Linked DNA regions of Mus musculus: all the other regions are linked to region 5. Evidence: chromatin loops called from intact Hi-C (ENCODE). Cell type or tissue: heart. All regions are shown on one strand. Region 1 holds the start of St3gal5 (ST3 beta-galactoside alpha-2,3-sialyltransferase 5). Region 2 holds the start of Ptcd3 (pentatricopeptide repeat domain 3). Region 3 overlaps Immt (inner membrane protein, mitochondrial). Region 4 overlaps Polr1a (polymerase (RNA) I polypeptide A). Region 5 overlaps Gm38832 (a long non-coding RNA gene).

The links. Hi-C counts contacts between places; a loop is a spot of excess contacts. Peaks named below come from ENCODE experiments on the same cell type or tissue, not always from the same donor. Only the 100,000 strongest peaks of a DNase experiment are listed, where the experiment ranks them.
Region 1: it touches region 5 in a loop (8-fold over the local background); 12 of 42 quality-filtered maps call a loop at or near these places.
Region 2: a loop joins it to region 5, with 3 times the contacts of the local background. A loop is called at or near these places in 2 of 42 quality-filtered maps.
Region 3: a loop joins it to region 5, with 7 times the contacts of the local background. A loop is called at or near these places in 15 of 42 quality-filtered maps.
Region 4: it touches region 5 in a loop (7-fold over the local background); 35 of 42 quality-filtered maps call a loop at or near these places.

The regions. Positions count from the first base shown.
Region 1 is chr6:72,095,827-72,100,826 of GRCm38, forward strand. St3gal5 (ST3 beta-galactoside alpha-2,3-sialyltransferase 5) reads left to right here and starts at 1,782. Exons shown (of 7, transcript NM_001035228.2): 1 at 1,782-1,956. The coding sequence starts at 1,878. In heart, CTCF peaks have their summits at 1,937, 2,138 and 3,033 (motif pointing left); a DNase peak (open chromatin) is centred at 1,695; H3K4me3 peaks cover 3,116 bases; H3K27ac peaks cover 4,026 bases.
Region 2 is chr6:71,907,038-71,912,037 of GRCm38, forward strand. Ptcd3 (pentatricopeptide repeat domain 3) reads right to left here and starts at 1,725. Exons shown (of 24, transcript NM_027275.3): 1 at 1,597-1,725; 2 at 757-809; 3 at 616-652. The coding sequence starts at 1,703. Polr1a (polymerase (RNA) I polypeptide A) reads left to right here and starts at 2,016. Exons shown (of 34, transcript NM_009088.3): 1 at 2,016-2,202. The coding sequence starts at 2,126. In heart, a CTCF peak has its summit at 2,967; DNase peaks (open chromatin) are centred at 1,724 and 2,034; H3K4me3 peaks cover 2,956 bases; H3K27ac peaks cover 2,904 bases.
Region 3 is chr6:71,866,910-71,871,909 of GRCm38, forward strand. It overlaps Immt (inner membrane protein, mitochondrial), which reads left to right. Exons shown (of 15, transcript NM_001253681.1): 12 at 1,671-1,894; 13 at 4,518-4,649. It also overlaps the pseudogene Gm17825. Among named protein-coding and RNA genes, the nearest start is that of Snord94, 13 kb to the right of the region's middle. In heart, a CTCF peak has its summit at 2,086 (motif pointing right); no DNase peak of the experiment used is centred here.
Region 4 is chr6:71,925,710-71,930,709 of GRCm38, forward strand. Polr1a (polymerase (RNA) I polypeptide A) reads left to right here. Exons shown (of 34, transcript NM_009088.3): 8 at 575-680; 9 at 940-1,102; 10 at 3,600-3,770; 11 at 3,956-4,078. Among named protein-coding and RNA genes, the nearest start is that of Polr1a, 19 kb to the left of the region's middle. In heart, a CTCF peak has its summit at 2,420 (motif pointing right); a DNase peak (open chromatin) is centred at 4,512.
Region 5 is chr6:72,162,807-72,167,806 of GRCm38, forward strand. Gm38832 (a long non-coding RNA gene) reads left to right here. Exons shown (of 2, transcript XR_869176.3): 1 at 1-87; 2 at 4,547-5,000. Among named protein-coding and RNA genes, the nearest start is that of Gm38832, 3.4 kb to the left of the region's middle. In heart, a CTCF peak has its summit at 2,285 (motif pointing left); DNase peaks (open chromatin) are centred at 1,645 and 2,255; H3K4me3 peaks cover 324 bases; H3K27ac peaks cover 1,230 bases.

The sequences.
Region 1 (5,000 bases), 67 kb before region 5:
CTCTGCAATCTTTTTCCTGCTATAGTCATTCCAGGCAGCTAGCTAGTGTCTGACCAGCCTTGGCCAACCCACTGGCTTTAGCCACATGTCAGGCTTTCTTCCATCTTTTTTTCCCTTTCTAGACTATTTCCAGTGTCCTCGCTTTAAAATCATACAGATTTGTTGTTTTGGATAGCCATGAAAGTAGAATCCACCTACTCCGTTCTTTCCTATGTCTTTATTCTTGGCATTGACTACCCAGAGAGCATCCCCCAGTTCCCAGGCGACCATGTTCTACTCTCCACCCTGGAGAAAGAGCAAAGAGAGCAAGCTGCTGTAAAAAGGAAAACTGATAACGGCTCTTGGCTCAGGGTCTAGGATCTTCCTTCTCAAAATGAGAGGGTTATTGTTCGGTAAAAGATGGATAGCCATGCTTGATTGGGGCTGGAGAAGGGAGTTCTAAAAGCTAGCCCAGGGCCTCTTCCTGTTTGTACAGGCTGACAAGCTTCCACTACAAAGCTTCAATTTTCTCAGCTGATACACAGATCTAGCACGGGACCTTGAGCAGACCCAAAAAGGAGTTTGCTATGCAGTCACCAAGAAAACTGGAGCTGTTATCTTGGAAAGCGTGCCTCCTGACTATCAGAATGCCCCTTTGTGGTTAAATGTTCTTGAGGTCGAAGGCAAGCTATTCCAATATAACAAAGACTATGGCACTAGGGGATTTCCCACACACACATGCAGTAACAAAGGGTCTGCATCCTCAGAAGAACTTGGCTACATTATATCATTTACTCTGCGCTTTGGATCCCTTTCTTGTCGGCTTTTCTAGAAGATCATGGGGAAAAATATCCTAAAAGGGAGATCCAGTCCGGTTTTAGGCCTTTTTAATGCACCAATTTTGGGATTTATTAAATGTGTTTTTAAAAATCGTATGGCATTTCCTTTCCAAAATAAGGTGTGAGAGGCCAGGGCCTCTCTAGCTTTCAGACAAATAAGATTTGAGCGCTCCAAGCCCAGGTTCTGTTCCTGCTTCGGCCTCCAAATGACTTCAAAGCTACTCACCCTCAGTCCCACACAGACCTCAGTTCCTTCTCCTGTTAAAACAAGTTGGTTGGCTTTGGTAACTAGCACAGTAACAACCGTGTAGCCTAATCGTTCTCAACCTTCCTAATGCTGCGACCCTTTAATACACTTCCTCAAGTTGTGGTGGTAACCCCTGACCATAAAAAGTATTTTCGTTGATACTTCATAACTGTAATTCCACTACTGTTGTGAATCGTAAATGTAAATAAACGTGTCTTCCATTGGTATTAGGCGACCCCCAGGTTGAGAACCGCTGATTTAGCTTGTCCTGGTATTTGTCTCTTGGGTCTCAGGAACCCAGGACCAGTAATTACCTGAAGACCAGTGGGCAGCTGGCGAATAAAGCACGTGACTACGTCAAGCCCCTTAGTTCCCCAGCTCCGACTCCTAATTGGATGCTCAGTCAAAGCCTTTAACCGGTCCAGAGCCACCTTAGGTTCTCCGGAACGCCTTCCACTATCTAATCACGCGCAAGCCTGGGGAGAGTTGAAGAGATCCCCGAGCGCGGGGCACCCTCATCCTAGGCTGCCTGGCGCCCCACCTACTTCTCGGCTGGAGTTGTCCCGCTCCCCCTCGCACTAGCAGTCGGAGGGGGCGGGGGGACAGTCCGCTCGCAGGCGGGGCCTCGGCGCACTCTGATTGGTCTCCCTTATCCTCGTGACGCGCGACCCCGCCCCCGCCTACCCCCACCCCCCTCAGCATCCGCGCGGGGGAGCGGACTGTCCGGGGCTGAATTGGCGCGAGCGCGGCGCCGGGGGCTGGCTGGGGCGCGGGGCCCCGGGCTGGCGGCTTGCCAGCGCTCCCTCCCTAGCATGCACACAGAGGCGGTGGGCGGCGCGGCGCGGAGGCCCCAGAAGCTGCGAAGCCAAGCAGCGGCACCTGCCTGCCGAGGTACGTGGCGCAGCCCCCAGTCGGCAGAGCGGACACCGGGGAGCCCAGATAGCGGCGATCCGCCTTTGCGATACCCCAGGCCCAGCGGCTCCTCCCCAGCCCTGCGACGCCGGACGCGCCTGCTAGGGGACACGGGCGGAGGGTCGCGGCCCCTGGCTGCCTACATGGGCGCCCCCGGCGCAGCCTGCGCAGGTGTGGACGCGGCGCTGCGGGTAAGGATGACCTGCCCCGCGTGGCAGGTCCAGCCAGAGTGGCCCTCTTCACGTCGCTTGGTTCTGGGATTTTAATTCATTGCTGGAACCTTCTGAGCCGGCAGAGTCGAATAGACTCAGTGTCTCCCTTGACTGCTTTGGGGAACCTTGTACAGGGTAACTAGTGGCGCCTGAACCCTCCTGGTGCATCCATGTGGGTAGACGTGCAGTGTGAAAGTGGGTAGCTTTCTGCTGGCAGAAATTCACTGGTGACCTTCCCTGCCCCCTCTCTGCGGCCAGTCCTGCGGAGGAGACACATTGGGAGACCGTTTTGGTTTCTTGGAAATTTTAAGCTGTGTCCTGACGAGGGGACGCGTTCTTTGTGCGCTGTTTTATTTGTTTGTTTTGCGGAGAGGGTGTTAGAGAACAATTGGTAGGACCCCAGTAAATGAAAGCTCTTGTCCCTACTGCACATCAGCTGGATGACCTTGGCAGACACTGATATCCTCCTGTGGGGAGCTTGCTCTCCAGGTCTGTACTGGAAGACTTAACTTGCTGTTGGCTTGGGTCTCTTCCACAATGAGTTTGTGGTTTTAACCATTTAGAATAAATATGTCAATTGGCGAGAACTCTGTAGAATCACTAGCTGACTTGGAAATGAAATTTTTATACCTTTCCCCCCAGTAATTCAGTCTTAATTCACATATATGAATTTTGCCTTTGCAAAATTAGGTGTAAATGTAAGTAGATGTACTTAAAAGGAGGAAGAGGCATTTTTATGTGTTGTGCTTTTTCTGGGACCGATGGGTTTCAGGTTCCTTCAGCCAAGAGCTGTGCTGGGTTTTAGACTTACAAAGGAAGGAGACTCACACTCATCTCTGCCCTCTGGTGTCTAGCCAAGCCTTCCCTTGGTTTATGACTGTAAATCCTCTTCTACCTGCAGCCCTACGCAAATGCTGGGCCTGAGAAGAGGGATTTGTCTGCTGAAAGAAAGGACCAGAAAAGTAGGTTTTGGTTTCTTTTGTGTAATTCCATATCCTGACAGCTCAGAATGGTTTCTCACATTGCTGGTTGCAGGGCTAGGAATTGTCTGATTTCCAAGTTTTTGGTCAAGAGAATATTAATATGAGCTTCCAGAGCACTGTAGTCAGAGTGCTGCATCTCCTGACACTCATGTCTGCTATGTGGTCGGTGCTGTGGCTATCAGGCTGATAGTGTTTTCTTTGAGACTTGAAAAGAAATTGAGATGATTGGAGGTTTGGGTGGCTGTTTTGTTGGTTGGTCGGTCCGTTGGTTGGTTGGTTGGTTTGGGTTTTTGAGTCGGGGATAGCATGCTGTTCAGGCTGGCTTTGAATTCACTGGTGCATCCGAAGCTGGCCTTGAACCACTGATCCAAGTGCTGGGATCACAGACTTGTGCCAACATGCCTGGCTTAAACAGAGTAAGAGGAGGTGTGACAAGGCTTCTGGAAAATGGCATGCTGGGGGCTGGCAGGAAATTCTAAAAGCACACATTTATGATGATTCTGCAAATGCATTCAGCTTGACATACACTGGTCACTGCCCCATGTCATCAAAACAAGTCAAATGGGTGACTGGACAGGGAGGTAATCAAGAAACACACCTGTCGTTGGCTTGCCTCCTCCACCTCTTGCTCCCTTACTGGGCTTGCAAAGTAGTAGAGAATTAGCAGCTGTCTCTTGGCAGATTAATGGTGTGCTGGGTAGTTTTTAATGTCAACTTGATGTAACTTGGAATTATTTGAGAAAAGAAAGCATCATTTGAAAAAAAATGCCCTTACCAGATTGTCCTGGAGGCAAGCCTGGGAGACAGTTTCTTAAGTGGGGAGGGCCCAGCTCATTGTGGGCTAGTGGTCCTGAGTTGTATGAGAAAGAAGGTTTAGCAATCTCTGGGGACCAAGTCAGTAAGCAGTGTTCTTCCATACTCTCAGCATCAGCTCCTGCCTCTAGATTCCTGCAGTGTATCAGTTTCTGTCCTAACTTCCCTCAGTGATGGACTGCAACGTGGAATTGTAAGCTGAAATTAAACCCTTTTTTTTCTCCCAGTTGCTTTGGGTCATGGTGTTACAGCAGTAGAAACCCTAACCAAGACATGTGGGGAGGAGAAAGAGTCACCCTCCACGTCTATCTAGCTTTAGAGGAGGACTTTATTCTGCTCTGCTTATGGAACCAAGAGAACAGCCGTCACCCTCCAAGAGCATGCTCTTCATTCCAGTCTGGCTGGGAAGGCTTGGCATAGAAACAACTGGGAATATATAATATATATATATATATATATATATATATATATATATATATATATATATATATATACAATAACAGCGGAGGATGGAGAAGCAAGGACTGGATCAGCGTGGGTGGCAGGTGTTAGCAGAGGGGGTGTGGGAGGAAGCCATAAATATGGATGGTGGCATTAGAGCTCTCCCGGGAGAGAAACCCAGGAGCACTCCCATAGAGGGAATTAGTGGGGTGTGTGAAGGAGCAGGGGGAAAAATGAAGTGAGAGGCTCCATCAATCGGTATTAACTTACCTGAACACCAGATGAGGTTTGTTCCTCTTTAAATGTTGTGTAGGTACTTGGAGCACGTTTGTTCATTTCAGCACTTGGGAGATAGAGGCAGGGGGATAGGAGGATTGGGAGTCCAAGATCAGCTGCTGCTATAGAGCAAGTTAAAAGTCAGCTGGGGTATAGGAGATGCTGTCATGATAGATACACACACACACACACACACACACACACACACACACACACACGAAGCCAGTGAGATGGCTCAGTGGGCTAAGGTGCATGCTGCCTAGTGACCTGAATTCAGTCTCCAGAGCCCACACAGTAG
Region 2 (5,000 bases), 260 kb before region 5:
ATATATACCTAAATTCTGTCTATCTATACGGGTAAAATTGCATACATATAGGACTATAAGATACAACACAGGCAGGTGACAACTAGATTGTAGCACATTGTAAATACTCTTCCTGTTGCATTTCTTGTCGTTTTTCTGGATATAGAGGTGTGCAAAGGGGCGTACGCTGGAATGCTGTATTCACAGGTAACCCAGTCCCTACTCTTAGCTCCAGTGCTCTCTCATCCCTATTCTTGTTTCTAAAGACAGGGCATTACTGTATGAACTCAGTAGGTACACTAGTCCTACTATGCAGAGATCCCTGTGCCTCTGCCTCCTGAGACTAAAGGAGTATGGTACCATGGTCAGCCACTGTTCCTATTCTTATGCAGGGAAACAAATGAATCTAATCATATTTATACAATGATATCAAATAGCCACTCCAAATGAAACAAAAGTACACCTAATAGTTCACTTATAAATTAAATGTATAGTTTACACATAAAATTATATAACAAGACTTAAAAAATAACAGCTAACATGGTATTTGTCTATGTGCTAGGCACTATTTAAATCCTTATGTTTTATTTACAGTAAATACCCAATCACCTGGTAAGTGAATAGCAAAATACTCACCATGTTTTCTTTTTTGGAATGACTATTTCTTCAATCCCTTATGTAGAAAAAAAAATAAAAATAAACAATTTTCTAACAACACAAAGAAATACAATGTCTTTTCATTTTTAAAAACTTCTATTTCCATAGTTTTAAAAATACCTGTTATATCTGATCCTTCAACCTTTGGGAGGGATTCAGTTCCAGCATAAAATCTGCATTAAAAACAAAACAACAAAAATCCCACTGTTAGCACTGCTCCCTGATGGCCTCAGCTCAGCTCCTACCGCTAGCTCTGCTGACTCAGCTCCACCCGCATGCACACATTCTGAGCCACATTTATAGAGGCATTTAGATGTAGTGTAAACTTGTAACCCAGTTTTATTTATTTTTTTGTATTGGTCCAAAGACATCGTATGAGCTAATTATCCACTCTACAACTGACTTAAAACCACCTCCTATTTCCACCAGGCCACTGCATGAAGGATGTACAAAGAAATTACATAAGTATTTGCAACACCACCAGATGGAAAGAATGGGGTCAGACGTTTTAAGGCTTTCTGCTTTTACTAAAGTCTTAGCTTATTCTTAGCTGAAGGTTCTCATAACGTTCAGTCCATACTGGTAATATTAGCCTGCCCTTTATTTGTGAAAGATCTGTTACTTTGCCCTTTCTTTTTTGCAGGGTTAAAATGAATAAGGGGGGGGGGTGATAAAGAAATTTGTGTAGGGGCTTGTAGCGGCACTCACGGAAATGTAAACTTCACGAGAACAGGGCCCTAGTTTAAAGGGTAATTTTGGCTATACATAGTATTGCAACCAACCAATAAAAATTTTCCGAAAGAATTCCCGAACTCGCAGATCTAAAGATCACTAAATACGACGCTACCTCGTGTTACCCTTGAGAGGGCCGGGCCTCGACCATACAAATGCCTTTGCATCTTACCTACTTTCACGACTCTCAGGGAAATGCAAGACCAAAATGACTCTGGGTCTTCTTACCTGCAACAGACCTTCGGTTCACACACACCCGTCCCCCGAGTGGTCTGCAGCAAGACAAGCCCGCTGCGAAAGGACAGGCGGCGAGCTGCAACCGCCGCCGCCGCCATCTTTGGACTCTTCGCGGAGCACGTCGGGAACGACCTCCGCCTCCAGGGTCGAGGGGCGGGGCTGGCGTGGAACGTCTCATCTCCAAACGGGTGGTCACAAGGTCCTGTTTGGCTAGACTAGCAGCGGAACGCTCAGTACACATCGTTCACCTCGAATAAACTTACTTGAAATGCTGTTCTAAAGTCTCCTGTGTAATTTTGCTTTTAAACTGAAGGAGGGTTTTGAGACAGTTTTCTTCCACTCCTTACCCACCCCGAAAGCAAAAATGAACTCGTCCAAGCCAATTTGCCAAGCCGCGGTTCTCGCACGCAAGCGCAGTGGAAAAACACATGGTGGCTCTGCGCTACAAGACTCAAGTGGCGTTCTCTGCGGCTGACTGGAACTTCTCTCGTAGTGACGGACCTCAAAACTGACTCGGAAGATGCTGGCCTCCAAGCACACACCATGGAGGCGGCTTCAGGGCATTTCCTTCGGAATGTATTCGGCCGAAGAGCTCAAGTAAGGAGTTAGTGGGATGCGTGTAGAACAGGGTTGTGGAAGTTGGAGCTGGGAACTACGATTCCCAGAAGGCTTTGAGCCGAGCCAGTCCGGGGGCGGCGGGGTCGGGGTGGGGGGTGGGGGGCTGGCTGCCTAGTGCTTGCTTGCTGGTAATGGGAAGGAATGCGCTTGCTGCATTTTCATCTGTTCATCTTCCTCATTAATCAACTAGTTTTATGTCATTTATAATCACATTACATCACACGCTTATCAACTTCCTAATTAGTCTCCTCTGGTCCAAGCGATGATGAACTTTTAAATCTTGGATCAAGACCCTGGCTATGAAGTCCTGGGGACTCTTCTCTAATGCTTTTTGATCACGATAGCATACACGCTTCTTAGACTCCCATTAATAACTCAACATGCATTAAAAACTCCCAGCATTGCCGGGCAGTGGTGGCGCACGCCTTTAATCCCAGCACTTGGGAGGCAGAGGCAGGCGAATTTCTGAGTTCGAGGCCAGCCTGGTCTACAGAGTGAGTTCCAGGACAGCCAGGACTACACAGAGAAACCCTGTCTTGAAAAAACAAACAAAACAAAACAAACCCTCCCAGCATTCAGGAGACAGAGGCAGGAGGATCTCTGTGGGTTCGAGGCCAATCTGGTCTTACAGAGTCAGTTCCAGAGCTTCGTGGACACAGAAAACCCGTCTCGAAAAATAAAAAAACAAACAAACAAAAAGGTAGACCACACTGGTAACATCAGCACTACCCCCTCTAGGACACATCTTGCCATTGCAATCTCCATATGTAATCAGTCAGTCTTCATTTCCCTGCCCCTGCCGCATGGTAACCACCTGTCTACTTTCTATTTCAGTTATTCTGACTGTTCAGGCCCCTATTCAAGTAAAAGGAGTCAGTCAGCCCCGACTTCTTGTAACTGGCCAATGCATTTAGCATACTGTCCTCAAAATTATAGATAAATAGATCAGAACTTCCTTCCTTTTTAGGGTTAAGTAAATAGAACATGATATAGATAGATAGATAGATAGATAGATAGATAAATAGATCAGAACTTCCTTCCTTTTTAGGGTTAAGTAAATAGAACATGATATAGATAGATAGATAGATAGATAGATAGATAGATGTGTGTGTGTGTGCGCGCGCGCGTACATGCCGATTCATCAGCTCATCTGCTGATGGACATTTGGGCTATTTCCAATTTTTGGCAATTGTGAATGAGGCTTCTATTAAAGTGTGTACACACCCAGACTCAGAATTCCTGGTTTAGACATTAATGCCATTTTTAACCTTTTGAGGAAGTTAATTCAGTTTTTCATAATTTCAGCACCATCGTATGTTCCCATCAATCATACATAAAGACTCCCTCTTCTCCAAGTCCTTTCTAGCTGTGTGTTTGGTTTGTGTGTTTGTTTTGATCATACACTGATGGGTTATGGTATCTCACTGTGGTTTTGACTTGCAATGATTTGAAGAATGCACACATCTTTTCATATGTTTTTGAGCTTTTGTGAATATTCAGTGGCACTATGAATATTTAAGTCCTTCACCGCCTGTGGTTTTTAGGAACAGCAAGGGGCCAAGGTGACTGGAATAAAGTGAGGTAGAGACCAGGAACCCCCACCCCCAACCCCCATGTCATTTTAAGGGCATAGCCTTTACTCCGAAGGAGATGGAAGGCTACCAGTTCTAACTTGACTAAAAGGAGCATTAATTGTTTAGTGCCAGATCCCAAACTTTCAGCACTGTCTCATCAAGGGAAACTTTTGTAGGACGGCAGTTCTCAACCTGTGAGTTCCGAGCTCTTTGTGGGTCAAATATCAAACACTTGCATTGCAATTCATAAAAGAAGCAGAACTATAGTTATAAAGTAGTGATGACATAATTTTAAGTTGGGGGTCACCACAACATAAGCAACTGTATTATGCAGGTTGCAGCATTAGGAAGACAGAGAACTACTGTTGTGGGTTATAGAAAGTATCCTTTTTCCAAGAGCAGACTCCTAGGAAGGTTGTGAGGGTGATATTTGCTTGGCTACATTTTCACTTCAGAATAGATCTGACAGCTGTTGGAGGGTGGACAGGAAGAGGAAGGAAGGACAAAACATGATGGGAGAACTGACCTAGGGCAGTGGCAGGAGAAAGAAAAGGTAAAATGTGATATGTAGGTGACATAGCAGATGCCTGATAGAAACCAGGTGTTAGAGTGGAAAGGCAGTTCCTTTTAGTTTGTGAAAGAGAGGGTATGTGTTGTGGGGGTTTGGGGCTTTTTTTGGTTGGTTTGTTGTTTTTTCGAGTCAAGGTTTCTCTGTGTAGCTCTGGCTGTCCTGGAACTCCCAGATGTCTGCCTGCCTTTGCCTCCTTAATGCTGAGATGAAAGGCCTTTGCCACCAGCGCTCGGCTCAGTGTTGTGTACTTCGTACCATTGAACTGCGCTCTTAAACATGGTTAACATGTTAAGTTTTATGTATATTTCATTGCATTTTCAAAAATTAACAAGACAGCTAAGTAACTTGTTTAGCATTACTGACTCCATGCTGGGGGAAGAGACCACACACACACACACCTTTGAGTTAGATAACGTGTCTGTTGACATTAGCTTAGCCAGAGAAAGGTGACCGACCATGTTGATAAGAGTGAGCCACAGCTGCAGAGCTGCCTCTGTGTTCACAGTGGCCTTGACCCTGGGAGTCTCCCAGCTCTGCACAGCTTTGTTCTTTGTGGACTGCTGTCAGTTTACCTGACCACACAACTCAACCATTTGTTGTTGTTCCCCCTAGGGTGCAAAATCGGGATGGTA
Region 3 (5,000 bases), 300 kb before region 5:
AATCAAGAATAATTGTGTTAAGTGTAAGGCTTTAAATGTGAGGTATGTGTCTGTTTATATACAATAAGGTCTTTGTTTTACTTGTTATTTCAAAGAGCTTCAAACATTAAAAAGCAAAAAAAAAAAAAAAATACAAATAACTCCCATGGATATTTTACCCAACTTTATCAGTTATCAAAACAATGCCCAGTTTTGTCTCATCTGTTCATAGCTTTCATGTCAAAGCAGACTCCAAATATATCTTTTTCCTTTTAAATATTTTGAGTGTTTTTTTAGAAAGACAATCGGAATACTATTATTATGCTTAAGGTTTCATAATTCTCTAATGCTGTTAAATATACAGTGCTTAAGACTTTTTACTTATAGTATTTTTAATTACGGTTTTAATTCAAACCAGGATTCAGAGATGTCCCACACATTGAAATTACTCAATGAGTCTCAGTGTTTGCTTGCTTATATATTTTGCTTTTCACTTGTTTTTTGATGAATTGATCATTTATCATACAGAATTGCCCATATTTGTATTTTATGGCAGGAACCTTCCTTCATTTTTTTAAAAAGATTTATTTATTTATTTATTTATTTAGTTAATGTAAGTACACTGTAGCTGTTTTCAGGCACACCAGAAGAGGGCATCCGATCTCATTACAGATGGATCTCATTACAGAGCCACCATGTGGTTGCTGGGATTTGAACTCAGGACCTTCAGAAGAAAAGTCAGTGCTTGTAATTGCTGAGCCACCTCTCCAGCCCCCTTCCTTCATTCTTAATCTCTAGTAAATGTTGGAATACTGTGGAGTGTGAAATTACTTCCCCTTCTAAAACAAACAAACCAACAAATCGCAATGAGTGAGTGTATGTGTGCATAACTGAGTGTTTGGGCATGAGTATTAAAAAGGAGCATGAGTGATCCCATTGGGTATCATTGATCACAGATTACTATTCTAGGTAGTGTGCATTCAAGGAAAGGAACAAACAGATGGAGAGATAGCTCAGTGGTTAAGAGCTATCCAGAGGACAGCTGGCTCATTTCTCAGCACTCACTCGGAGGCTTACAACCATCTGTAACTCCAGTTTCAAGGGATCTGGTGCCTCTTCTCTGGCCATTTACAACAGTAGACACACATATGATGCACAGACAGATATACAGGCAAAACACCCATATACAGAAAATAAAAATACTTGTGTGTGTCTGTATGTGTGTGTGTGTGTGTGTGCTTGTTTTGGGGGGGAGGGGTAGGGAGTGTGTCTGTCAGTGTACTTGTGGCTCACAGGAGAATTTGTGGGAGTTGGTTTCCTTCTGAATATTTGTTAGGGCTAATCATAGTTCTACATAAAATGGCATATAGTAGTGATTGTGTCTACAAGCTGTCTTTTTAGAAGTAAAGTTAGTAAATTAGAAAGCCAGGACATGATGAGTTCAGATTACACTGATTTGGAGTTCTTAGAAAGAGCAGTGTATGCTGCCTCACACTTATTATTATTATTATTATTATTATTATCATTTTATTATAGACTCACCCATTATTTTGCTTAGAATTGATAGTGCTTTAGTTGCTGGATAGTAGTTTTTAATTGCTACTTTGACTGGAGGATTTGAATTTTGTGTTAGCTTCTTTCTGCAGTATATTTTCAGTGACAGCACTAACACTTTGATGTTACCTGTTTAGCTGGCAAACTCTCTACTGATGACCTGAACTCACTCATTGCTCATGCCCATCGTCGCATTGATCAGCTCAACAGAGAGCTAGCACAACAGAAAGCCACAGAGAAGCAGCACATTGAGCTAGCCTTGGAAAAGCACAAGCTAGAAGAAAAGCGGACCTTTGACTCTGCAGTGGCAAAAGCATTGGAGCACCACAGAAGTGAAATTCAGGCTGAGCAGGACAGAAAGGTAGTGGAGGAAGAGAATGACCTGACATTTGAAGTTAACCTTGTTTGTTCTGTCACTGCCTGCTAGTGGTAAATATAATTTGTGCCAAGCTATCATTAGAGTGGTGTTTTAGGGTTTTTTTTTTTTCTTTTTTAAAGATTTATTTATTTATTTATTATGTCAGTGTTCTGCCTGCATGTATGCCTGAGACCAGAAGAGGGCACCAGATCTCATTATAGAAGGTCATAAACTACCAATTGGTTGCTGGGTATTGAACTCAGGACCTCTGGCAATTGAAGGTGTGATTATTCAAAGGAAAAGAGATACCTCTGTTCACCATTTGTTTGTTTGTTTGTCTATTGGCGTGGCTATGTTTTTGGTTTTGATAATTTTGTAATTATATTTATATACAGAAAACTTAGTGTGCATTTAACCAAATTTAGTGGTGAGTTCTTTAGCCTTTTGCCTTTTCCAGCTTGGCAAAGCGAGCCTCAGACTTAGGACCCAGGACGTTGCCTCCCCAGTGGCGATGGATCTCATCATATCTGTCATTAAAATTGGTCCTAATAGCTTCCACCAGCTTAGCCAGAGCACCCTTGTCTTCCGAGTTAACCTGTGTAAAGGCAACAGTGGTGCATGTCTTCCTGTGGACCAGGCACCCCAGCCTGGCCTTTCCCTTGATGATGCAGTAGGGCGCCCCCATCTTTCGACACAGGGCAGGCAGGAAAACCACCAGCTCATTGGGGTCTACGTCATGGGCAATCACCACCAGCTGAGCCTTCTTATTCTCCACCAAGGTGGTGACTGGGTTGACTCCTGCTCTTGAGGACAGGTGGTCTCTTAGTCGGGACATCCCCTTTTGCCAGCAGCTTTCTTCTCAGCACAGGCCTTTGCTTCTTCTCTTGCTTTGTCTCTGACCTCTACTTGTGGGCAAGCTTAAGCAGCTGAGTAGCTGTCTGCCTGTCCAGGGCCTGGGTGAACTGGTTAATGGCAGGAGGTACTTTGGACCGCTTATAGAGGATGGCTCTTTGCTGCTGCAGCCTGATGAAGTGGGGCCATTTGATGAAGTGTGTTAGATCTCTTTGGGGCTGGATGTCCTGCCCAATGCCGAAGTTCTTGGGCCTTTCCTCAAACAAAGGATTGACCCCCTTTTTGGCCTCCTGTTTCTTGCCAGTAAGAGCTGAGGCCACCTTCTTCCCCTTGGTCTTCTTTCCTTTGGGCATCTTGCTTGGCTGATGGAGAGAGCTTTTGGTGGCTATTTTTTTTATCAGAGACTCTTACATTCAGTCTGCATCCACAGTTAATTCCTGTTTTTTTTTTTTTCTTTTCTTTTTTTTGCCTATCTTAATCCAATAGTTTCTCAGGTTCTTGCTGTGTAACCAGGCTGGCTTAGAACTCCCAGCAGTCTCCTCGACTTTTGTTTATTTAAAAATGGCACCTTGTTACTTAGCTGTGACTGATAGGAACAAACGGTTATAGTGCTACCTTATCCTGAGTTCTGGGTTTTCAGTATAAGAGCATTAGTCCAGATTCTTAAACAACGCCCAAAGACTCTTAATGTTATACTTGCCTTCTGTAAGTTTGTCGTTTATTTATTTATTGAATCTTGTTTAGCTTTTGTTTTTGTTTTTCTTCTCTGTGCAGTGTCTTTTTGTATTTTTCACTGGGATGTTTGTGCTGTGTGCTTCCAACCTGGCTCTTCTCCTTAAACCTTAGTTCTACACTTGGACATCACTGTCTCAGCAACACCCCTCTTTCAGTTTTAAGCAGCATGTATGGGTCAGTTTCTGCTATATTGCTGTTTTCAGTGAAAGTGGGAGTTAGGTATTTAGGGTGGGCATCCTGCTCACATTCACTCTTGGAAACAAGTGTTCCTGCTTCAAGGATCTGTGTGTGCATTGTCTGAGCAGTCATGTATCCAAGAAGATAGTAGGTTCTGTCCAGCACGGGGCTGGTCTTAAATGGACTCATTGTTCTAAATCTGAGAAAAGATGAGTTTGTGTTCAAGGTAGTTTATGTTGATGTCTAGTATACCCGTGGTTAATTGCTGAGTGAAGCAGGACGGAGCATTTCCTAACTTGTTTTGACTGGCCCATGTTAAACTTAAACTCATGTGAAAATAAGCTGCTGGTTTCAAAGAAATGTGTTCAAGTGTACCTTTTGGGTACTAATTTTCACATTGATTTCTCTTAAGTTGGCACTGTCACCATGCAAAAAGGTGGGAACATGAACATGAGCAGTTATGGTTAAACAGGGTTTGCACCCAGCTTAGAACTAGCTAGGTTTCTTTGCTCTACATTTTGGAATAAGTTACTTCCTGTGTTATGTGTGATTCAGCAAATAATGGTGTTTGTTTCTGTGTTGGGGGCCACATGGCAGCATGATGGAAGGAAGCACAAGTTTGGAGGCCAGAGAGACCCATGTTTGAAGTAGGATTTCTGTGTAGCTATGTGACCTTGTTTCAGTTGCTTTTGGGTGTTTGGCTTTGTGGCTCTTGGAAAGCATGAGATAATCGTATAGACATGCCTGGCACATCAGTGGAGTTGAGCTGCTGCTACTGTTAGCTTCCTGACTAGTCTCTCCCGTTCCCTAAACGTGCATATGGACGTTTGAGAGCTGCCCATTGCTGCGCTTGGTTTCACAGGTAGAAGAAGTCAGAGATGCCATGGAGAATGAAATGCGGACCCAACTTCGACGGCAGGCAGCTGCCCACACTGATCATTTACGAGATGTCCTCAAGGTGCAGGAACAGGAACTGAAGTATGAATTTGAACAGGTGAGGACCTGTGCTCGGGCTTCCGCTCCTTCCTCCCCGGGGCCTCACACATGTTGCCTGTCCTGTACAGCTGCACCACATCCTTCCTTAGCCTTTCTCCTTCCTGTGCACTCTGAAGATAAGAATAAAGTGGTACCTAGCTTGGGTGAAATAGGCTTTTTGTTAGTTATAAATTACAGAACCAGTTCGTTTTACATCAGCCATGCTGTGTTCATGGTCAGGTATGTAGATCTGAAAATATGTGTGGGTTGCAATACAAAAATGTCTCATTTTTAAAAGATTTTTTATTTTCTCTATATAAATGCTTACTGCATATATGGGTGTATACTCTGTGCTTACCTAGTGCCTACA
Region 4 (5,000 bases), 240 kb before region 5:
TATAGAGAAAGGATGTTCCATTATCTTTTGTTTTTAAGAGACTAAACTTTATTTGACTTGATTTTTTTTTTTTATTTTGATTAATTTTGTTCAGAGTCCAAAATAGCAAACATTTTTTTTGTTTGTTTTTTGTTTTTCGAGACAGGGTTTCTCTGTGTAGCCCTGGCTGTCCTGGAACTCAGTTTATAGACCAGTCTGGCCTTGAACTCAGAAATCCGCCTGCCTCTGCCTCTGCTGGGATTACAGGCTGTGCCACCACGCCCCTGCTTGCAAACATTTTGTTATGTATGTAAGATTCCACACCTAGGAGGGAGGGTGACTTAAGCTTCCTGTTTCTTCATAGCTCATTTCCTTACTGAAGTACCGTTGGCCCTCAGCATCTTCATCTTATCTTACTGCATACAAGCTGTCCTATGCCCAGGCTGACTTTGTTTGTTTTTATAAGAAGTATTTTCTTATTCTGCATAGCATCCCATATCCTGTTTTGATTTGTTTTTTTTTTCTTAGTAACATTTTTATGTTTTTATGCATAAATGGCTTAAATGGTCTTGTTGGTTACTTTATTTCAACACAGGATTCTTTCTGAATTATCTTTTTTCGGGATTGGATGATATTGGCCCAGAGTCCAGTTTCAACCCCAGTATGTTCTTTCTAGACTTCATAGTCGTACCGCCATCCAGGTAACTCCTTTTAACTTACTCTGCATGAAAAGGGTGGGCTGAGGAATTGAGCAGGGTCACGTAGGAGGGCCTGGAAGGGTTGGGCCACTGAGAAATCAAACAGCTGTCAAACCAAGGTTGCAGGTAGTGGCCTGAGCATTCTCTGTCATTTGGTTGTCCTAGACATAGGTGGTTGTTTCTAGTGGACTGAGCTGTGCTTCTTTCAGTAAATAGTTAGGAGGCTGAAAAACATTCATGAAGCCTGTATGCCACCCTGTAGGTACCGTCCCGTCAATCGCCTGGGTGACCAGATGTTCACTAATGGCCAGACAGTAAACTTGCAAGCTGTCATGAAGGATGCAGTTTTGATCCGGAAACTTCTGGCGTTGATGGCCCAAGAACAGAAACTGCCCTGTGAGATGACAGAACTCACCATAGACAAGGTCAGAGCTGCCTCGGTGTTGATACAATGTCTTGGTTAAGGACAGGTTTGGTAAGAACTACACACTTGGTTCTAACTGTGTGGACACAGATGTTGTGGCTGCTGCAAGATGCTACCTGCAGTGGGCAGCACCCCTGGTTGGCAGTGTGACTTGTTAGGACAAGTGCAGGCCTGATTATAGATAAATGTAGGTATTGTTTGGGTTCAATATCCAAAGATCATGCCAGTGGTTTTAGTCACTTTGATTTCTTGGACGCATCTTCACTATACAGTGTATGACATTTATGGTGAGGTTTCACACCCAGGCTGTTCTTGGAGGTCTCAGTAGTCATCTTCCCTCCGGCTCTAAGGATGTGTGTGTTGGCTCAGAAAGGTCTTTAGCAATGGAGCCAGGAAGACGATGTAGAATGGGATTTTCTAGAATAAGACCATCCCCACTGACAGTTACCTAGCCCTTTCCAGGTCTTACATCAAACTCTGTAAATTAAAGCTAAATTGGGTATTCAAAGTGACTTGCCAAGGTCACTCCATCCCTGAACTGTGGTCAGGATGTAAATAGAATGGCTTTTTCTAGCTTTGGAGAGACAGACCTCTCATATTCCATGTCATTTGCTCAGACAGTGCTGCTATAAGCCAGGGTTGTCCCAGGGTGACACCATTGTCTCCTGGGCACATAGCTTTGGATGACTTCTTGACCCTTTGTCTGGTTCTACTGAACTTTACTGATGAGTCAGTGTGGATGTGCTTTTAACAGCATAAGAAAGAGTTGCCATCTGCAGGTCCTGGTCCAGTGTGGAAGACTGAAGACCATAGGATAATCAAATCCAATGAGTAGGAATGAGAATTTTATTTTAGTGACCCTTAAGAGTAGAGACTAGCTTTTGTCAATAGTAACAGGGCTCTATCTCTAGGGGGAAAAAAAAAAAACAAACAATACTGTCTTGATCCCTCGGCTAATTTCCCTTTAATTAATTAGACATATTCTTGTTTTTTTCCTATTTGTGTTCATCATTGTATTCCCATGGCACTGATCTCTCAGGAGCTGTCCCCTAGGGACTAGGGACATACCAGAAGCCAGGGGACAAGGTCTTGTTCATTTCAACAGCAATCATGTGACTATAAGCAGTGAGTTTGACTAGACAGGCCTCTGCCATCATGCAGGTGGTGAAAGGACTGTAATGTTGTCTGCAGAACTATATGTACCCTCCAAGATGACTCCTTTATTCCCTGGTAATGGGGACAAACCCAGATTATCACTGTGGCATTGTCATCTGCCTTCACACACTGTTTGTAGCCAGATGGGGCCAGTAGGTGGTGCTCTAAGGACCTCTGTGTTTCTCTTCCCTGGGTAGGTAAGAAGAAGAGTCAGGATTAGGGATAGAAATATTTTTACATGATTAGATAAATATTTAAGCTTGAGGATGAGCCAGTTAGCTTAGTCTAACCCACTTGGGGACTCACATTATAACTGGTGACATACAGTATTATATGGCAAACATTTTTCTTAAGAAATTATTCTACCTGCATTAAAATAATAGTAATGTTATTTGGTGGTGGTGGCTGTTATTATTATTATTGTTATTGTTATTATTATTATTATTATTATTATTATTATTATTATTTGGAGACAGGGTCTCATGTATGTAGCCCATGCTGGCCTTTAAGTTACCATATAGCCAGGGCTGCCCTTAAACTTCTGATGCCCTGCTGCCACCTTCCAAGTGCTGGGCTTACTGTGTGCCCCATCGCTGCCAGTTTCTGTGCTGCTGGAGATGGAGCCAGGGCTTCCAGCAAGCTAGGCAAGCCCTCCACCGCACTTTTATGAATTCACTAATGTTTTCCTAACCCTGTAACTGAAGTAGCAGTTCCATATGAAACTGTTGTCTGGTGGGACCCTCAGCAACAGAGTGCCCACGGGAAGGGCTGCTAAGACCCCCTTGGTTTGGGTGGACTAGACATTAAGAAGCTTAAGATAGAACCTGCTTACGTTATTTTTTAAATCTTAGTGTAGTTTTGATTTTGAGACCAGATTTTGCTCTCCTACCTCTACTTCTCAAGTGGCTGATAATTATAGATATATGCAATGCTGCTGTGCTGATGAATTTTGAGTTCATTTTATAACTAAAAGAGACAAGCTGATACATTCATAGAGGGGCTGGAGCTGATGTGTACTACTGATACACACTAACAAGTACAGTACCATCTGTCAGCTTCCAGGGCTTCTTTTCTTTTTTTAATATAAAGATTTAATTTATATGAATATGGTGTAGCTGTCTCCAGTCACACCATAAGAGGGCATTGGATCCCATTACAGATGAGTCACCATGTGATTGCTGGGATTTGAACTCAGGACCTCTGGAAGAGCAGTCAGTGCTGTTAACCTCTGAACCATCTCTCCAGCCCCCTTCCTGCTCCCCTTTTTGTTTCTCATTAAGGGCTAGGTTGAGTAACCAAGTGTTTTTTCAATCACTCCTATTTTCCTGCCTTTATCTTCCCAGGAAAATGACTCCTCAGTGGCTATCGACCGATCCTTCCTGGGTTTGCTTCCAGGCCCGTCTCTCACAGATAAACTTTACAACATTTGGATTCGCCTTCAGAGCCACGTCAATATTGTGTTTGACAGTGAGATGGACAAATTGATGTTGGAAAAGTACCCTGGCATAAGACAGGTGAGCAGTGAATTGGATTCCGATCACATGTTGGTGAGGGTCAGCAGCTAACAACTGGTCTGCATCCCCGGCTCGCGTCTGCATGTGTAGAAATAAGTGCACATTATACTCACTGTTTCAGAAGCAAGAAGACAGTAGACATGACTGAACTATTTAATATTCTGGCACTTTTTTGCTCTGTGTAGATCCTAGAGAAGAAGGAAGGCCTGTTCCGGAAGCACATGATGGGAAAGCGAGTTGACTACGCAGCCCGCTCGGTCATCTGCCCAGACATGTACATCAACACCAATGAGATCGGAATCCCCATGGTACGTGTTTGTGGGCAGGCCTCATTTTGCTACTGGTGGCTGGGAGATAGGTGTGCCATCAAGGGCTGGGGACAGAGTTGATGGTAGATCAACATGGCTCCAATGGGGACAGCTTCCACTGCTTCACATGTGGAAGGAACTTGAGGTACAAAATGGTTTTGCCATCCTAGAAGACTTTTGCCCCAGAGCACCTTAACCTAGTCTTTAAACCTTTCTTGTCCAACTGAGTCCATGACGGGAGAAGAGGAGGGCAGGGATGTCAGTCCGACTTGAGTGTCTGGCAGTGGAGATGGGAGAGAGCCCTCAGAAGGACAGCGAGTGTGTATCATCTGTCTCTCCCAGTTCCAGGGGTGAGTGGCTTGCCTGGTCACCCATTAGCGCTCCTTGGCGAGCCAGCTTCCTTTTCTCACTTCCCCGCCAGTTAAAGCCTTGGTGCTCATTAGCAGCACTCTCTAGCCGACTTCCTCCTTAATGGGCCTCGAGGTCAATAATTCGAGGACGGTTTAATTCCCTCTGTGCAGAGTTTCATTTCCTTACACGCCACCCTGCCTCTCTTGGGGCAGCTGGTAATAAGCAGAGCTAAAGTGTTCTGAGTCTTGGGCACAGTTTGGCTTCCTGGGCCTGATGTGTCAAGAACAGGCAGAGAGCACAGTTCCTGGGTTCATTGCCTCCCGGGAACCAGAGGTCTTCGCATCCAAAAGCTGAAATATATACCAAGGAAAGCCAGTCATAATATCCTTAAGTTTGAATCTCTGGGAGGAAAGGCCTGGTAGGCAGAAGGTAGAAGCCATCCAGGCTCTGACCTCAGTGCCTGGAGTGTCCCCAGCTTTGCCTTGTACCTCCATAGCATTCTGATCTTTTCTTTTTAAGATCTGGGTTTATTTGCTAATAGCTTGTATCCTGAGGAGAGACTCTAATGCTC
Region 5 (5,000 bases):
TCTTTGTCAGAGTCCCAGTTTCCTACAGAGACAGAGAGCTGCCCTTTTTGTTGTCCAGTCTTGACTGCTGCTGAAAGGTGACACACTGTAAGTATTCTTTATTTCAATGAGTTAAGGGGGAAACCCACTTATTTGGATTTATTTACTTGTTGTGTCTCTGTGTGAATACAGAAATAGTTAGGTAAATTCCTTAGTGGAAAAATTAACATCCCAGTAGCTTAAAAGCTACTCCACCATGCAGTCAAAACCTTCCACCAGCATGCATTGATGGAAATGATTGTAAGCAAAGAGAGAGAGAGAAAAAATGTTTGTTTTGTTTTGTTTTGTTTTGTTTTGTTTAAATACTAGTCCTAGAAGCCACAATGCAAAGTCAGCATATCTAAGGAATCACCATCCTGCGCCTTGCAGGGCCTTCCATGTAGCATCAGCTGACTCAAGAGTCCATTTTTCCCTACTTGGCTTTGCTCTGACTGAGGTAGAATAAAGGCCCTAGGTGATCCGTCATGGAAAATGCACCCTCAAGTTTTCCAAAACTGGGAACTGAAATTGAACTGATGATGGCTTCATTTTCACACACACACTAAATCCTCCAGGTCTGGGACTGTGGCCCTGACACCGAGTGGAGGCCCCTCCCCAGGGTACCCATCTCTGTGGCTCCGGCTGACTCTCCTGACAGGCCGTTCCACTGCTAATGCCATTTTGTGCAAACAAAACACAGTTCCAGAAGGTACTCATGACTGTATCCTAGTGCCCAGTAGGGCTCTCAAAAATACGGCCCTGCTCCATTAGAATAACCACCATCAGTGCCTGCAGTCCTCTGCCAGCCAAATCCCTAGGCGGCAAAAACACCGGCTCAGACCCTTTGTACCAGAGTTTCCATCTAGAAGGGGGAACGTAATTAAGCAAAGGTAGTGTAATGAGGACGTCGGCATCAGGGTTCCTCTAGGAAAATTCCATGCTGGAGGAAAGATGGGCCACCCACAGGAACTCTGACTTTAGAGGAAAAACTACCTGCCTATGCATTGTATCCTTCCTGCATTGTCCCCCTCTATCTCTGTCTCTGTCTCTTTCTCTCTCCCTCTCCCTCTCCCTCTCTCTCTCTCTCATACACACTCACATGTAAAGCTGCAGTAAGCAGGTTTAAGGTAGATTGGGGTGTGTGTGTGTGTGTGTGTGTGTGTGTGTGTGTATGTGTGTATGTGTGTGTGTACGTGTGTGTGTGCTGGTACATGTGTGCACACTTGTGCACCTGAGATTGACATTAAGTCTCACTTGATCTCCGAGTTAATCACTTAACTCACTGAGTTAGCATCTCCCAGTTGACCCCAGAACTCACCAATACTGGTTAGTCTAGCTTTCAGGCTTGCTCTGGGCACCCCTGTCTGCCTTCCCAACGCTGGGATTGCCCATCTGGCATTTACATGGGTTCTGGGATCTGAACTCCCAGCCTCACACTCAAAGAGCAAGCACACTACCAGTTTTTTTCCCATCCCATTTCTTCTTTTAATAAAAGCTTTTGGACGCAGGGTCAGGCCTTATGGCTGGAAGCCAGCAGTAGCTTCAGACATCAAAGCTATTAACCATGGGACAAAACGCCATTTTCAGCAAGTCTGAGCCCAGGCCAGGGGGTGATCAACAGGAGGCAGGAGGCAAGAGGCTGGAACTCAGTGCAGACAGAGTGAGCTTGCTGAGGGAAGGAAGTGACACACACTGTCAACTCACAACAGGATATACTTTCTCAAAGCACAGCATGGCATGGCTCACTTTATCTTACCAAACCAAACTGACAAATGTAGGCTCAGGCATGACCTCAGCTGAAACTTTGCAGGCCAAACTGAGATCATTGTCAGGGCAAAAGGCAGTTGGACTCCCAGGGGAATACTAGTGGAAGATTCCCTTGACCCATCGTTAAAAACCAACAATGTGACTGCGGATAGAAGAAGCCATGGGGACCTGGGCGTTGAGTGTCCTGGGAAGGGGGATGCAAGAAATCTGACTTCTTGTTGGGCCACACTGAAAACCGATTGGGGCTGGCGGTCTGGGCCTCAGCATCCTTCAGGCTGCCTTCTGACTCAGGATTCTGCTAGCCATTTATCTAGATTCTTTGAAAGCCAAGAACAGGAGTTAGGAGCCTAACTTTGCATCAGCACTGGTGTGCGCGGGAGCCAGTCACAGCCCCTCTGGCAGTTTCTCCACTCAGCAGAGCCTGTTCACTGGGACTTCGCTTTTGAAAAGAAAACCAGTGACTATTACTCATGAGCCGGTACGCAGCGCCACCTAGTGTCGTGAAGCCGTGTGTACTGTTCTTAGTGCCGAGCTTCCAGCCCTGACTGACTGTTGCAGGGTTCCAGCAGCTGGAGCACACACAGAACCTTCCCGCTCCGTCTGCGCATTTCCTATCTGATGTCCTAGCTAGAGGCTCCTCTTCCCCTCTCATGCCTTTGTCCCCGATCTTTGTTTCTCTGTCATCTCTTTCTGGAAGAACATCAATTCCCATGGGTCAAACCACACACTGGGAGGAAAACAAAACAAAAAAGCCCAAACAAACAAACAAACAAAAAGCCCAGCTTCTTCAACAAATGGTACTGGTCAAACTGGCTGTCTGCACGTAGAAGAATCCACATAGATCTATATTTACAACACTGCCCAAACTCCATATGAAGCAAAGACCTCAACATAAAATCAGATACACTGAACCTGATAGAAGAAAAAGTAGAAAATAGTTTTGAACTCATTGACACAGAAGAAGACATTCTGAACTGAACACCATTAGCATAGACACTGAGAACATAATTCACAAATAGAACCTCATGAAAAGCTACTGTGTGGCAGGGGACATCATAACTCAGACAAAGTAATAGACTACAGAATGGGAAAAGATTTTTTTTTTACCAACAATAGAGTGCTAATATCTCTAAAATGTATAAAGAATGAAAAAACTGGACATCAAGAAAACAAGCAACCCAATTAAAAATGGGGTACATATATGAGCAGAAAATTCTCAAAAGAGGAAATACAAATGGCTGAGAAGTACTTTAATGTTCAGTATTGTTAGTCATCAGAGAAATGCAAATCAACTTTGAAATTTCATCTTATACCAGTCACAATGATCAAGTTCAATAAAACAAGTGACAGCAGATGCTGGTGAGGACATGGAGGGAGGGGTCAGTCCTCCACTGCTGGTGGGAGTGCACACTTGCACAGCTACTATGGAAATCAGTGTGGTGACCCTCAGGGAGATGGGGACTGATCTACCTAAGATCCAACTATACCACTCTTGGACATCTACCTAAAGGCTACTTCATGCTACCATACCATACTATTCTATACCATACTATACGGTACTATTCTATATCATACTATACGGTACTATACTATACATTACTTGCTCAACCATGTTCATTGCTGCTCTATTCATAATAACCAGAAATTGGAAACAGCCTGGATGTCCACCAATGGATGAATATATATTTTTAAATGTGATAAGTTTACATAATGGAATGCATTCAGCCATTAGAGAAATAAAGTCATGAAATTAGGAAATAAAAACATCATCCTGAATGAAGTAACCTAGACCTAGAAAGACAACTTTGGCATACGCTTGTTTATTTGTGATGTTAGCTGTTGAGTCTTTAATAAGCAGGCTACCATCCAGATAACCACAGAGGTTTGGCAGAGAGTAAGGGACTAGCAGGGAGGGAGGGAGGGATGTCCCTAGGAAGGAGAAATAAAACAGGTAAGTATAAGTGGACAGGGGAGGCAGGAACAGGAGGATAAAATGGGGACAGGAGGAAAGAAGAAGTAAGGGAAAGAATATGGGAAGAGACTGATAGCACTAAGAGCCATTTGAGGGGTCATGGGGAAACTAACACAATAGAAGTGTCCTAAATCTAAATGAAATGATCAAATAATGGGAGATGGAACCCCAACTGGACATTTCTGGTCACCAAATGAGCTTCTTGTGCTGGTAATGGGTTATATCTAATTGAGTCGTTGGCCAAAGGCATCCCATTGGAACTCCCAACCAACCCAGGCTGTTGCCAAAGCTTTTGGCTGTTGTCCTTAAACTGATAGTAAAGCCCTATTCCTGGAGACAACAACCACACAACTCACTGAACACAGAGAAGTAGAGTTGATGCCTACATACAGCCATCACCCTATAGACTACTGTTCTGGATACTTGAGGGTGCTCAGCACACTACCGAAGGAGAAAGGTAACTACCCATCAAGCTACAAAGTCCTTGAATCTACAATAATGACCTGCTTGTAAGATGTGCTAGGGCAATAGTGGCACAAAGCTTGTGGGCGTAACCAGCCAATATCTGATTTGAGTAAAGGCCCACTCCATGAGATGAACTATATCCCTGATAGTGTTCTGATGGTCAAGAACCAGAGACAAGATAGGCCAGGGACCTAGGGAAAAATCGAATACTCCTGCTCTGCTAAAGGAATGAACTAATAAAGTGTTACTCCTAACAACATTCTGCTCTAGTCATAGATCGATGTCTTAAGCTTAACACATTAACACAGAGGCTTCCTCCTGCAGTGGCTGGAAACATACTGAGACACACAGCTGGACAACGGACAGAGAGTGAGAGATCTTGGAGCACTCAGTCCTAAATGGGATGCCTGCATGAATTCCTTTCCCTCGGGACTCAAGAGAATCCTTTGAAAGAGGAGGCAGAAAAATTGTAAGATACAGACTGGGTGGCAGACACTAAGGAAACAAGGCTTTCTAAAAACAGCAGGGCCGATACACACAAGAGCTCACAGAGACTGTGGCAGCATGCACAGGGCCTCTGTGGGTCTGCACCAGATATGATCCCAGTGCTGAAAGAAGTGGACACGAGCCCTCATCTCTAATTCAGAAGCCATATCTAATTGATAACTGCTTGCAAATGAAAAAAAAAAAAACAAAACAGTTTTTTCCAACAGCGTCTCACTGGGGACACAAACCACTCTTAAAGCCTGGTCCCACATCCAACAATAGATGACCAAAA